Linked DNA regions of Homo sapiens: all the other regions are linked to region 3. The links are chromatin contacts, found by Hi-C or POLR2A ChIA-PET in ENCODE. All regions are on one chromosome and are shown on one strand. Each heading gives the region's core, a stretch centred on a gene start or an enhancer-like site at or near the end of the contact. The rest is flanking DNA. Distances are from core to core; before and after follow the strand shown.

Region 1 (3,389 bases), core at 203-2,702, 3.2 Mb after region 3:
AAATTGAAGGCAAAACAAAAGACCATAAACTACAAAATGTTTTTAACTAAAACACAGGATGAGCATATATTTTGGGTCACTTGAATCTCTGCTCACCTTTGCAAAGAGGAAAATAAACACCCTGGAAGAAAAACCTCATTGACAATTAAATGCTTTGTCACTGACATATTATTTTCTTATATGGGTGACGAAAATTACATGCATGAAACGCAAAAATAAATATCATGTTGACTACATCAACATGAAAAGTTTCTGCACATCAAAGAAAACTACTTTCCAATTAAAAAAGCATCCTATAGATTAGGCAAAAATTTCAGGCAATCTTGTAATTCACGAGGAGTTGTCATCTAATATGTACACAAAAAACACTACAAAGTAGCAAAAGCATCCAATCTAATATTTTGCAAAGAACCTGAACAGACAATTCTGCACAGCCATAAAATCGAACAACAAATAAGAGATAAGGTCCTCAAAATCAACTATTCATTAGAAAACTGTAATTCAAAACCACACACAGATAATCTCACACTTATCGAATATTCCTTGATTTTTTTAAAAAAATAGGAGGGGCTGGGAACGGTGTCTCATGCCTGTAATCTCTGCACTTTGCGAGGCTGAGGCAGGTGGGTCACCTGAGGTCAGGAGTTTGAGACCAGCCTGACCAATATCGTGAAACCCCATCTCTACTAAAAATACAAAAATGAGCTGGGCATGGTGGCGGCGCCTGTAGTCCCAGCTACTCTGGAGGCTGAGACAGGAGACTTGCTTAAAACCAGGCAGCGGTTGCAGTCGGCCGAGATGGCGCCACTGCACTCCAGCCTGTAAGACAGAGCAAGACTCCGTCTCAAAACAAAAACAAAAACAAAACAAACCCCAAACCAAAAATAGTAGGAATGCGGGTGTGGTTTTGGAGAAAGGGAAACTCATACACTGTAGGTGGAAATGAAAATTAGGATACACACCATGGAAAACAGCTAAATAGCTGGAGACTCCTCAAAGAACTGAAAATACAGATGCCCCCTGCTCTAGCGAGGTCTCTTTTTAAAGGTGCTGAGGCATCAAAAATAATCCTAGACTCCAGCTCAGAGGCCCCTGGGGCTCCGAGGGACCCAGGTCCCGCGTTTTACCGCCAGCTGTGGGCCAGGGCGCTCCTATACGCTGGACGCGGGTCGGACATTGGCATAGCCTTCCCGGCCGGGGTGCGGACGCTGCAGTAGCCAGGACCGCACAACCGCCCCCAAGCGGAGGACTCGGGCCCAGATGCCCACGAAGAAGTGCGGGCACGAAAACAGGGAGAGGCAGGGAAGGAGCAGGGAGGGTTCCCGGTGGGGTCCACGCCCCCGCCACTGACCGCGGAGACCTGTCTCCTACTCCACCATCACATGGAACCCACCACCGCTCAGAAGCTCGCTCTGACCACGCTGCTGCTGCTGCAGGGGCGTCGCAGGAACTGCAGTCTCAGCTCCGTAGGGACACGCACGCTAGCAGCATCCCTAGTGCCAGGTTGAAGCTCCACCCCCTCTTAAAGGGACCGCGGCTCGGACTTGCCAGAAGCCGCTTAGGGTTGCGGCACAGGCTGAGCCTCTGCCCAGCCCAGGGGACGACGAAAGGCCCCTGGTCTCTCATCCTCCCCAGCTTTCGGGCCCTAGAAGTCGCAGGAGCGCTCCCTGTGACCGCCTCCCGGAGATCGGCTCCCTTTGCCTAGGGAGCGCCCAGGACCTGCCCCTGCCCTCCTCTGGACCTCAGCTTCACCATCCGCAAAGGAAGCAGCCTCGCTAGAGCTCTGGGGGTCCCTCAAGCTTGGCGTCTCAGGATCCAGGGTGGGCTCCCCTGCCCCTCTGCAGAGGGGGCCCAGAGAACCACAGAAAGCTGGGGGCTGGAGGGACAGTTCGGAGGGCAGCAGGGCCTCCCCGGCCTCACTGTCCGCATCTGTCCTGTGGGAGCTCGCGGGCCTCGCTATGGCCCAGGCACCCACAGCCTCACCAGGGCTGCCTGGGTCACCGGGCTCTCCAGGAGGCAGGCAGGGGCCCTGGGGTCCAGCGCTGCCCCCATCTCAACTCTTTCCTTCATCAGGGCCCACGAGGGGCCCTGTGGACTGGACCCAGGCCCGCCCATTCCCAGGGAGAGGCTATTAATTATTTCCTCAATTTCAGAGCCTGTTATTGGTCTATTCAGAGATTCAGCTTCTTCCTGGTTTAGTCTTGGGAGGGTGTATGTGTCCAGGAATTTATCCATTTCCTTCTAGATTTTCTAGTGTACTTGTGTAGAGGTGTTTGTAGTATTCTCTGATGGTAGCTTGTATTTCTGTGGGATCAGTGGTGATATCCCCTTTATCATTTTTTATTGCGTCTATTTGATTCTTCTCTCTTTTCTTCTTTATGAGTCTTGCTAGCGGTCTATCAATTTTGTTGATCTTTTCAAAAAACCAGCTCCTGGATTCATTGATTTTTTTGAAGGGTTTTTTGTGTCTCTATTTCCTTCAGTTCTGCTCTGATCTTACTTATTTCTTGCCTTCTGCTAGCTTTTGAATGTGTTTGCTGTTGCTTCTCTAGTTCTTTTCATTATGATGTTAGGGTGTCAATTTTAGATCTTTCCTGCTTTCTCTTGTGGGCATTTAGTGCTATAAATTTCCCTCTACACACTGCTTTAAATGTGTCTCAGAGATTCTGGTATGTTGTGTCTTTGTTCTCATTGGTTTCTAAGAACATCTTTATTTCTGCCTTCATTTTGTTATATACCCAGTAGTCATTCAGGAGCAGGTTGTTCAGTTTCCATGTAGTTGAGTGGTTTTGAGTGAGTTTCTTAATCCTGAGTTCTAGTTTGATTGCACTGTGGTCTGAGAGACAGTTTGTTATAATTTCTGTTCTTTTACATTTGCTGAGGAGTGCTTTACTTCCAACTGTGTGGTCAATTTTGGAATAAGTGCTGTGCGGTGCTAAGAAGAATGTAGATTCTGTTGATTTGGGGTGGAGAGTTCTGTAGATGTCTATTAGGTCTGCTTGGTGCAGAGCTGAGTTCAATTCCTGGATATCCTTGTTAACTTTCTGTCTCGTTGATCTGTCTAATGTTGACATTAGGGTGTTAAAGTCTCCCGTTATTATTGTGTGGGAGTCTATATTTTGGTTGCAGATGAGTTTATAGTCAAAGTAAAAAACACACGAAGGGCATTCACATTTCCAGGAACAGAAGCATCCTGTCTGGTTTTTCAGAGGTGAAGGGAGCAGTCTGAAGGGGCTGTGGCACAGGTGTGTCTATAATCAAAGCTCACAGCCGAGGCCCTGGGGGAGGTTCAGGTATGCCCCAGGGGGTGCGCCTCATCCAGCACTTCACTGCCAGGGGCCTCATCTTTATTAAATTCTGGGCCTTTTCCTGGGCAATAGTTACACAAG
Region 2 (3,545 bases), core at 681-3,180, 4.7 Mb after region 3:
CGGGAGCAGAAGCAACATGCGGAGAGGATGAGCAGGGACAGAGGCTCCACCATGACACTCTCAGTCCCAGAATCTCCTCAGCCCAGTCACCACACTGGAGAGGGAGGAGGCCCTTCAGACCCCGCAGGCCTCTGCACCCTGGGAGTTCCGCGTCTGACTCTCTTCCTGCAGTCATCAGAGGGAAAGCTGACCAGGACTGGCCAAGCCCCTGCGCAGGAACTGGGCCCAGGTGGGGTAAAGGCAGGAAGACCTCTGCCTGCCCTGGTCCCTGGGCACTTCCCTGGATGCTGTATACCACAGGACAGAGATCGAGACTGTCTTTTGAAAAACATTTAGAGACAGGATCTCACCCTGTCACCCAGAGTGGTCTAAAACTCATGGCCTCAAACGATCCTCCCGCCCTGGGGTCCCAAAGATTATAGGCGTGAGCCAGGGCGCCCAGCCCCAAACTGTCTTGATTCCCGACGTTGTAGGATGAAGGCCTGAGTGAAGAGGTGGAGGGGAGCTAAGCGGAGGAGCCCTACCCAGCCTGGACCACCCTGGGGTACGCACTCTGCGTCCACCTGACCTGGACGTGCCTCCTAAGGCTGGCAGCGAAGCCCAGGAGCAGAGCCCACGGATGGGCCCTGCAGGTGCTGGGCCTAGACCGACAGACAGGCCTGGCCACTCAGGGCCACGCCGCCGCTGTGCCGCGCCTGCCCCCTCCCCGCCCGCCACCCCCGCCACTGGGGCAGGGACAGCGGGCCCAGCTCTGACCTCGGGTCTCGGGCACGCTCGACGTGGGCAGAGACACGGCCGCAGGGTCCTGGGGCTCGCTCGCTAGCCTCTGCCCGGCACACATGGACTTGAGCATCTGGAAGACGGCGAGGGGGGCCACGTTCAGCTTCAGCAGGTCCACCAGGATCCTGGCGGGGACAGACGCGGGGCCGGTGAGCCCTCTCCGCCCGGCGCGGCCACCTCCCTGAAGACCCGACAAGGACGGGGGCGGGGGCTCCTCCCGACCAGCGGGCCGGGCGTACCCGGAAAGCAGAGGTCGGGGGGTGTCTGGCTAGCATGCGGCCCCCACCCGCCCCGCTCACTTGAACACGTCGGGGTCGATAGCGCCGCCCGCCGCCTGCGCCAGCTCGTACAGCTCCATCTCCTCGGTGCTCAGCACCTTCTTCCGCCGCAGCGCCAGCTTCTGCCGGGCCGCCTCCAGCCCCGGGGGCGCCGCCGACCCCGGCCCAGGCCCTACGCCCTGCGCCGCCATCCCCGCGGCCCGCGGAAAGGTGCGCTCCGCCCCGCCGCGCCCCCTAGCGGCTGCGCCCACCACCCTCTCCCTGCAGCGTCAACGTCTGGCCTCCCGGGCTGCCCTGGCGGGAGGGGCGGGAGCGCGGGGACGGGGCCGCCTCCGCGGCGTCATTGAAGCCCAACAGTTATTGGGCGCTCACGGTGTGCTGAGCGGCGCTCTAGGAGCCGGGAGTGGCATGGCGGACCGCAGGGGTCCGCTGCTTGGCGATCTGGGCCTCCCTGATAGACTGCATTGGTCGTGCTCGCTTAGGTGGCAGCACCCAGCCCAGTGCCAGGCATACATTGGGCGCTCGGTAAATGCCTCTTTCAAGAAAGCGTGCAATTTTCTGGTCCGCACCGGTGCACCACTAGGGGTCGCTTTTCGGGGCGGGCGGGGGGAAGGGGGGGGCACTAATCAACAATACTGCTTACGCGCACGCGGATTCCTTGCTGGGGAGAAAGTACCTTGGGGCGCCGGAGGCCGCCACAACGCAGGCGCATTCAGCTAAGGACCACTCCCTCCCCCGCACTCCTGCCTCGCCATTTCTCTTCCCCGCCCGGCCGGCCTTCGCTTTGCGCACGCGCCTTTTGAGGTAACGGCCCAAAGAGGTGGAAGCGCTTTTCCCGCCCGGCCGCGGGGCGTGGCTCTGCGCGCAGCTTGATGACGACTTTCGGCGCCGTGGCGGAATGGCGGCTTCCATCTCTGAGGCGAGCGACGCTATGGATCCCACAGGTGAGTGGCGCGGGATGCGCGCCTGAGACGGTCCGGCGCCCTGGGGGCTTCCCCGAGCCCCTGCGGAGGCCATCTCCGTTCCTCCGCGAGCCCCAGGACTCGGGCCGGCCAGCCGGCTCTGCCCAGGCAGGGCAGGCTGGGGAGTGGAGGGCCCCGGTTGAGTCTTCTGCCACCCCTCTGGGCCATGCCTTTGTGCCACCTTCCCGCGCGGCTCGTACACTCTGTCCCGGTCCGGTAGGTGTTCGCTGAAGGTTAACCTTCGTTGAAGGAATTGAGGGAAGGAGAGCTTTGTGTTGAAGTTGAGCCTTGGGCTCAACAGGCGGTGTGGGTGTAAGAGCCGGGTGTGGGTCCCAGCTCGACCCTTCCCCTGTGTGCTCCACATCTCCGAGCCTTGGTTTTGGAGGCTCCCGAAGCCCAATTGGCAGGAGAGTTGGGAACAAGTGGGCGCGTGCTGTTAAGGGAGGTCTTGGCATGACAGAATTTGCTTGGAATGATTAGCGTTGCCCAAGGGCTGTCGCTGTCAGAAAAACAAAACAAAACAAAAAACAAACGGGGTCCGAAGCAGCTCCTGGAGAAAATAGGTGTTGGAGAGTCGCCATGAAGTGGACTCTAGGTGCATGGCACGCAGAGACCTGTGACGGGGGAGGGTGGCCATGGCAGAGTCAGATAACAGGGGTGTGGGAGACACCTCTTGGGAATTCTCGGGTTTGAATTTCCTTTCTTGGAAATTTCCTAGAAATTCCTCTGGGCCTCATTCTTTCAGTCGCTGCCCATGAAAGCTTCTTCTGAGCAGAGATGCTCTCCCCTTCATCGTCTCTAGAGCTCCGCACTTACCGAACAGTCCACAGTTTAATGCTGCTTTGATCATTTTGTAGTAGTGCAGCGTTTTCTTGACCAAGTGCCTTAGGACTGAGGCGTTTTTCTTTAACACTGCAGTTGATAGCTAGGTTAAGAATTGAGGCCGGGAGCGGTGACTCACGCCTGTAATCCCAGCACTTTGGGAGGCCCAGGCGGGTGGATCACGAGGTCAGGAGTTCAAGACCAGCCTGGCCAAGATGGTGAAACCTCGTCTCTAGTAAAAAATACAAAAATTAGCCGGGCGTGGTAGCGGGCGCCTGTAATCCCAGCCACTTGGGAGGCTGAGTAAGAGAATTGCTTGCACCCGCGAGGCGGAGGTTGCAGTGAGCTGAGATCGCGCCACTGCACTCCAGCCTGTGCGACAGAGCCCAGAGCGAGACTCCGTCTGAAAAAAGAAAAAGAGAAAGCTGGCCGGGCGCAGTGGCTCACGCTTGTAATCCTAGCACTTTGGGAGGCTGAGGCGGGCGGATCACGAGGTCAGGAGATCGAGACCATCCTGGCTAACACGTGAAACCCTGTCTACTAAAAATACAAAAAACAATTAGCCGGGCGTGGTGGCGGGCGCCTGTAATCCCAGCTACTAGGGAGGCTGAGGCAGGAGAATGGCGTGAACCCGGGAGGCGGAGCTTGCAGTGAGCCCAGATCGCGCCACTGCACTCCACTCTGGGCGACAGAGCGAGACCAT
Region 3 (3,670 bases), core at 100-2,599:
TTTTTCTGCGTATCGATTTACCCTCAAATTTGCGGACAGTAAAAACAGACAACTAGTACTTACATTTTTGTTGAATTTGGTGAAAGAATGGTGCATATAAAACCTGTGCATATAAACAATCGCAGTGTTTATTGTAAGCTGAGAGCTGGAACGTAATATTTAGGAAATATCTGACAAAAGCAAGATCTCATTCCCAGAACAATTTTGATGGAAAATTCCCAGGTTCTTTTCCAATACCTCCCATTCAAATCCAAACCCCAAACTGGAAATAAAGAAATAAATGCCCGCGGGGGGTGGGGCGGCAGGAAGAGAATAGGCTTGACGCCAAATAAATGGGAATAAGAACTGCTGATCTTTTCACTCTAACAGCGCTGAGGGCCCTGGAACTATTTATCAATGGCTACGACTAACTAAACTCAAAATGAAACAGTTGAAACGCGCGCGCACACACCCATACAAAACCACGCCAAGAACATAAAGAACTCCAGTACGCTCCCAAGGTAGAAGAGAGCCGCCATCAAGCCGGCGACGAGAGCCGGGAAAGGCTGCGGCAAACACTTAGGCCTTTCAGCATCGCTAACCCTCCTACCTCTCAAACCCTTCGGGGTCAGGGACAAGTCCAGGGAGCCGCCCCTTTTCTGCAATAATCCCTAAAATTCCTCTTTCGCCTGAGCCACACTCCCAACCCCCGCCGCCACCACCACGCGCTGCCCCAAACAGATTACACAACGCAGGCTCCTGGCCCGCATTCCTGGGGTCCTATCTCCTCCTCCCTTCCTCTGCTGACCCCTCGCGACTGCCCGAGCCGGAACATTACTTCCCTGACCGCGGCGCCGAGGCCCAGCGAAGGCCGAGGCCGGCGGCGCCATGTTCGCGGGGCACCAGGCCCGGCGACCGGGCAAGGGAAACAGGGCGTGAGCGGCGGCGAACAGAAAAGGATACACATTGAGACGCTGTCCCATCTCCTGGATGAGGTTGGCCGCCTGCTGGCGGCACGAGAGCTCTTTATCCGCCTCCACTCCGCAGCGGCGGCTCGGCGTGTTCTCCAGCTGTTCCCGAGTAAAGAACCAGCGAGAAGAAGCTCCACGGCCCGACGCCATGACACTTCCTCCTCCGCCCGCTCCTTCATTCACCCCCCGCCCCTCCTGGCTCGCGGACTCCCCGCCAAGGCGCGCGACCCCGCCCCACTCCGCTCGCCGTAGACCACGCACCACCCTTTTTCACCACCGCCTCCGCCCTTGCGCATGCGCGGGGCCCGCTCTACCGACTCGCCCTAGTCTTTTGCTTTCTTTTTCTGCCCTCGGCCTCGCTCTTGCGCACGGGACCACAATGCTCCGCGCCGCTTGTCATTGGGAGGCGCCGAAGGTGGAGAGGTCGGCTCGGAAGGAAAAGGTCGGCGCAGCGCATGCCGGGTCTAGGGTTGGCGGGGCGAAGGGGTGGGGAGGGAAGGGGCGGGGAGGGGAGGGGAGGGGAAAGTGGGAGAGGGTGGACTCTGGCCGGTGTGAAGAGAGGCGGTCGGGCGGCTGCGCTGTGGGGGCCTGGGCGTGTACTTCGGAGGCCCGTCGGGCGCTTCCTTTAGACGGGAGGTCTAGCGGCCCTTTAAAAAGAGAAAAATAACCTTCACTGTCGCAGCCTCACGCCACTACTTCCATTTTCCTTTTGGGCGGGTCCGCGCAGTCTCGTAGGCGTGCGACTCCGGCCTCCGCCACCAACAGTCTCCGCCTAGCGCGCGGCTCTGGCGTTGAGCTGGCGGGGAAAGAGTGCACAGGAAGTCACGCTCCATGGCTGTCCGCACCTGAGTGCTTTTTTCACCCTACATTATCTTGTTTAAATCCCAGACCACTTGGTTTATTTTTATTTTTTCAAATTACTTGGCAAACGCTATCCAACTAGCAACGAGAAATTGAATTTCTAAATGAGGTGTTGAATCTAGACGGGGCGTGTTTTCAGGCTGCGCTGTGGTTTCTGCGAGACAAGGTTGGGGAGAATCAGATAGTGCAGGAGGAACTGAGTTAAAATTTTATCTTTAGGATTTGATGTGGGAACATCCCACATACCTGTTGATTAACTCCTGTATTTCTTCCTGTAAGAAAATGCCACTGAGCTTCACTCGGAGTTTGTGTTGTGAATAGGGTTTCTAAGTTTAAAGTCTTAACTATTTGGAGGCCGGGCACGGTGGCTCACGCCTGTAATCTCAGCACTTGGGGAGGTCCAGTGGGCCGATCACTTGAGGTCAGGAGTTCGAGGGCAAGGGCAACATGGCGATACCCCGTCTCTACCAAAAATACAAAAATTAGCCAGGTTTGGTGGCGCGCCTGTAGTCCCAGCTACTCCCGAGGCTGAAGTGGGAGGATGGCTTGAGCCCAGGAGGTGGAGGCTGCGGTGAGCTAGATCTCGCTGCTGCACCCCAGCTTGGGCGATAGTGCAAGACCTTGTCTCGAAAATAAAAAATAAAGTAATATCTATTTGCCAAAGACCATGGAGGCAAGTGATTGTTATGGGGCTCCCACGCTCAGCATACTGCATTGCACAAGAATATTGATTATAGTAGGCAGTTTTTGTAACAGTTGCTATTTCATACTCACTTCCCTTGCTTTACGTTTTATGTTGCTTACAATTTCTGGAATAGATTGATTTAAAGCAACATTTTAAAAGTGCAAACCCTTGGCCAGGTGCAGTGTTTCCCGGCTGTAATCCCAGCACTTTGGGAGGCCAAAGTGTTCTAGACCAGCCTGGGCAACATAATGAGACCCCACCTCTACAAAAGTTTTTTAAAAAATTAGCTGGATGTGGTGGCGTCTGTAGTCCTAGCTCCTTGGGAGTATCGCTTCAACCTGAGAGGTGAGGTTGCACCCCAGCCTGGGTGACAGAGTGAGATCCTGTCACACACACACACAAATAAAAGAAGTGCCCATCCTCAACATCCATTCATGATAAAAACTCAGCAAACTGGGAATAAAGGAGAACTTCCTCAACTTGATAAAGAGCATCTACAAAAATTCTGCAGCTAACAATAGATTGTTTCTGTTGTGAGAAACTACATTCTTTCCACCTAAAGTCTGACACAAGGCAAGCATGTCCCCTCTCACCAGTCTTTTCAACGTGGTACTGGGTGTTCTAGCTAACAAGAAAAGTAAATTAAAAGTATATACATATTGGGAAGGAAGACATAAAACTTCTTCTGTAAAATTTTAGGATATAAGGTTGAATACAAAAGTCAGTTTTCCTATACACCAGCAATGAACAATTGGAATTTATAATTTAAAAATGCCATTTACAATAGTACCGTCTCCCAAAGTAATACAGGTTGAGTATCACGTATCTGAAATGCTTGAGACCAGATGTGTTTTGGATTTCAGGTTTTTTTAGGTTTTGAAATATTTGAATTATAAACTTAGCCATTGAGCATCCTAATCCAAAAATTCTAAATCTGAAATGCGCCAATGAACATTTCCTTTGAATGTCATGTGGGGGCTTGAAGTTTTGGGTTTTGGAGTGTTTCTGATTCTCAGATTTAGGGATACTCAACCTGTACTTAGATATGGATCTAGGCAGGGCGCAGTGGTTCACACCTATACTCCCAGCACTTTGGGAGGCCAAGGTGGGAGATTGCTTGAGGCCAGGAGTTCAATACCAGCCTGGCCAACATGGGGAAACCTTGTCTCTACTA

Evidence for each region. Hi-C counts contacts between places; a loop is a spot of excess contacts on that map. ChIA-PET counts read pairs that join two places held with the same protein, here RNA polymerase II (POLR2A). Pooled maps may share reads with other maps.
Region 1: a map of gastrocnemius medialis shows a loop between it and region 3 (9-fold over the local background). The contact joins the promoter of LINC03124 here to the promoter of CCNT2-AS1 in region 3. A Hi-C loop is called at or near these places in 1 of 168 maps with a recorded cell type or tissue (gastrocnemius medialis), 2 of 37 single-sample maps with no recorded cell type and 10 of 50 pooled maps.
Region 2: a loop to region 3 is called in a map of CD8-positive, alpha-beta T cell, with 13 times the contacts of the local background. The contact joins the promoter of SMPD4 here to the promoter of CCNT2-AS1 in region 3. A Hi-C loop is called at or near these places in 2 of 168 maps with a recorded cell type or tissue (CD4-positive, alpha-beta T cell and CD8-positive, alpha-beta T cell), 1 of 37 single-sample maps with no recorded cell type and 15 of 50 pooled maps. POLR2A ChIA-PET finds 5 or more read pairs at or near these places in 1 of 52 experiments (CD4-positive, alpha-beta T cell).

The regions. Positions count from the first base shown.
Region 1 is chr2:131,680,562-131,683,950 of GRCh38, reverse strand. LINC03124 (long intergenic non-protein coding RNA 3124) reads right to left here and starts at 1,452. Exons shown (of 10, transcript NR_167889.1): 1 at 963-1,452. RefSeq lists a silencer at 1,480-1,529 and an enhancer at 1,900-2,019.
Region 2 is chr2:130,179,987-130,183,531 of GRCh38, reverse strand. SMPD4 (sphingomyelin phosphodiesterase 4) reads left to right here and starts at 1,930. Exons shown (of 20, transcript NM_017951.5): 1 at 1,930-2,002. It overlaps MZT2B (mitotic spindle organizing protein 2B), which reads right to left and starts at 1,270. Exons shown (of 3, transcript NM_025029.5): 1 at 1,080-1,270; 2 at 757-905. The coding sequence starts at 1,249. RefSeq lists enhancers at 1-321, 2,222-3,018 and silencers at 1,015-1,524, 2,035-2,174.
Region 3 is chr2:134,916,285-134,919,954 of GRCh38, reverse strand. It overlaps CCNT2-AS1 (CCNT2 antisense RNA 1), which reads left to right and starts at 1,349. Exons shown (of 5, transcript NR_036549.1): 1 at 1,349-1,392. CCNT2 (cyclin T2) reads right to left here and starts at 1,133. Exons shown (of 9, transcript NM_058241.3): 1 at 943-1,133; 2 at 64-145. The coding sequence starts at 1,100. RefSeq lists enhancers at 534-623, 834-1,103, 1,254-1,413, 1,491-2,164, 2,174-2,223 and a silencer at 1,424-1,493.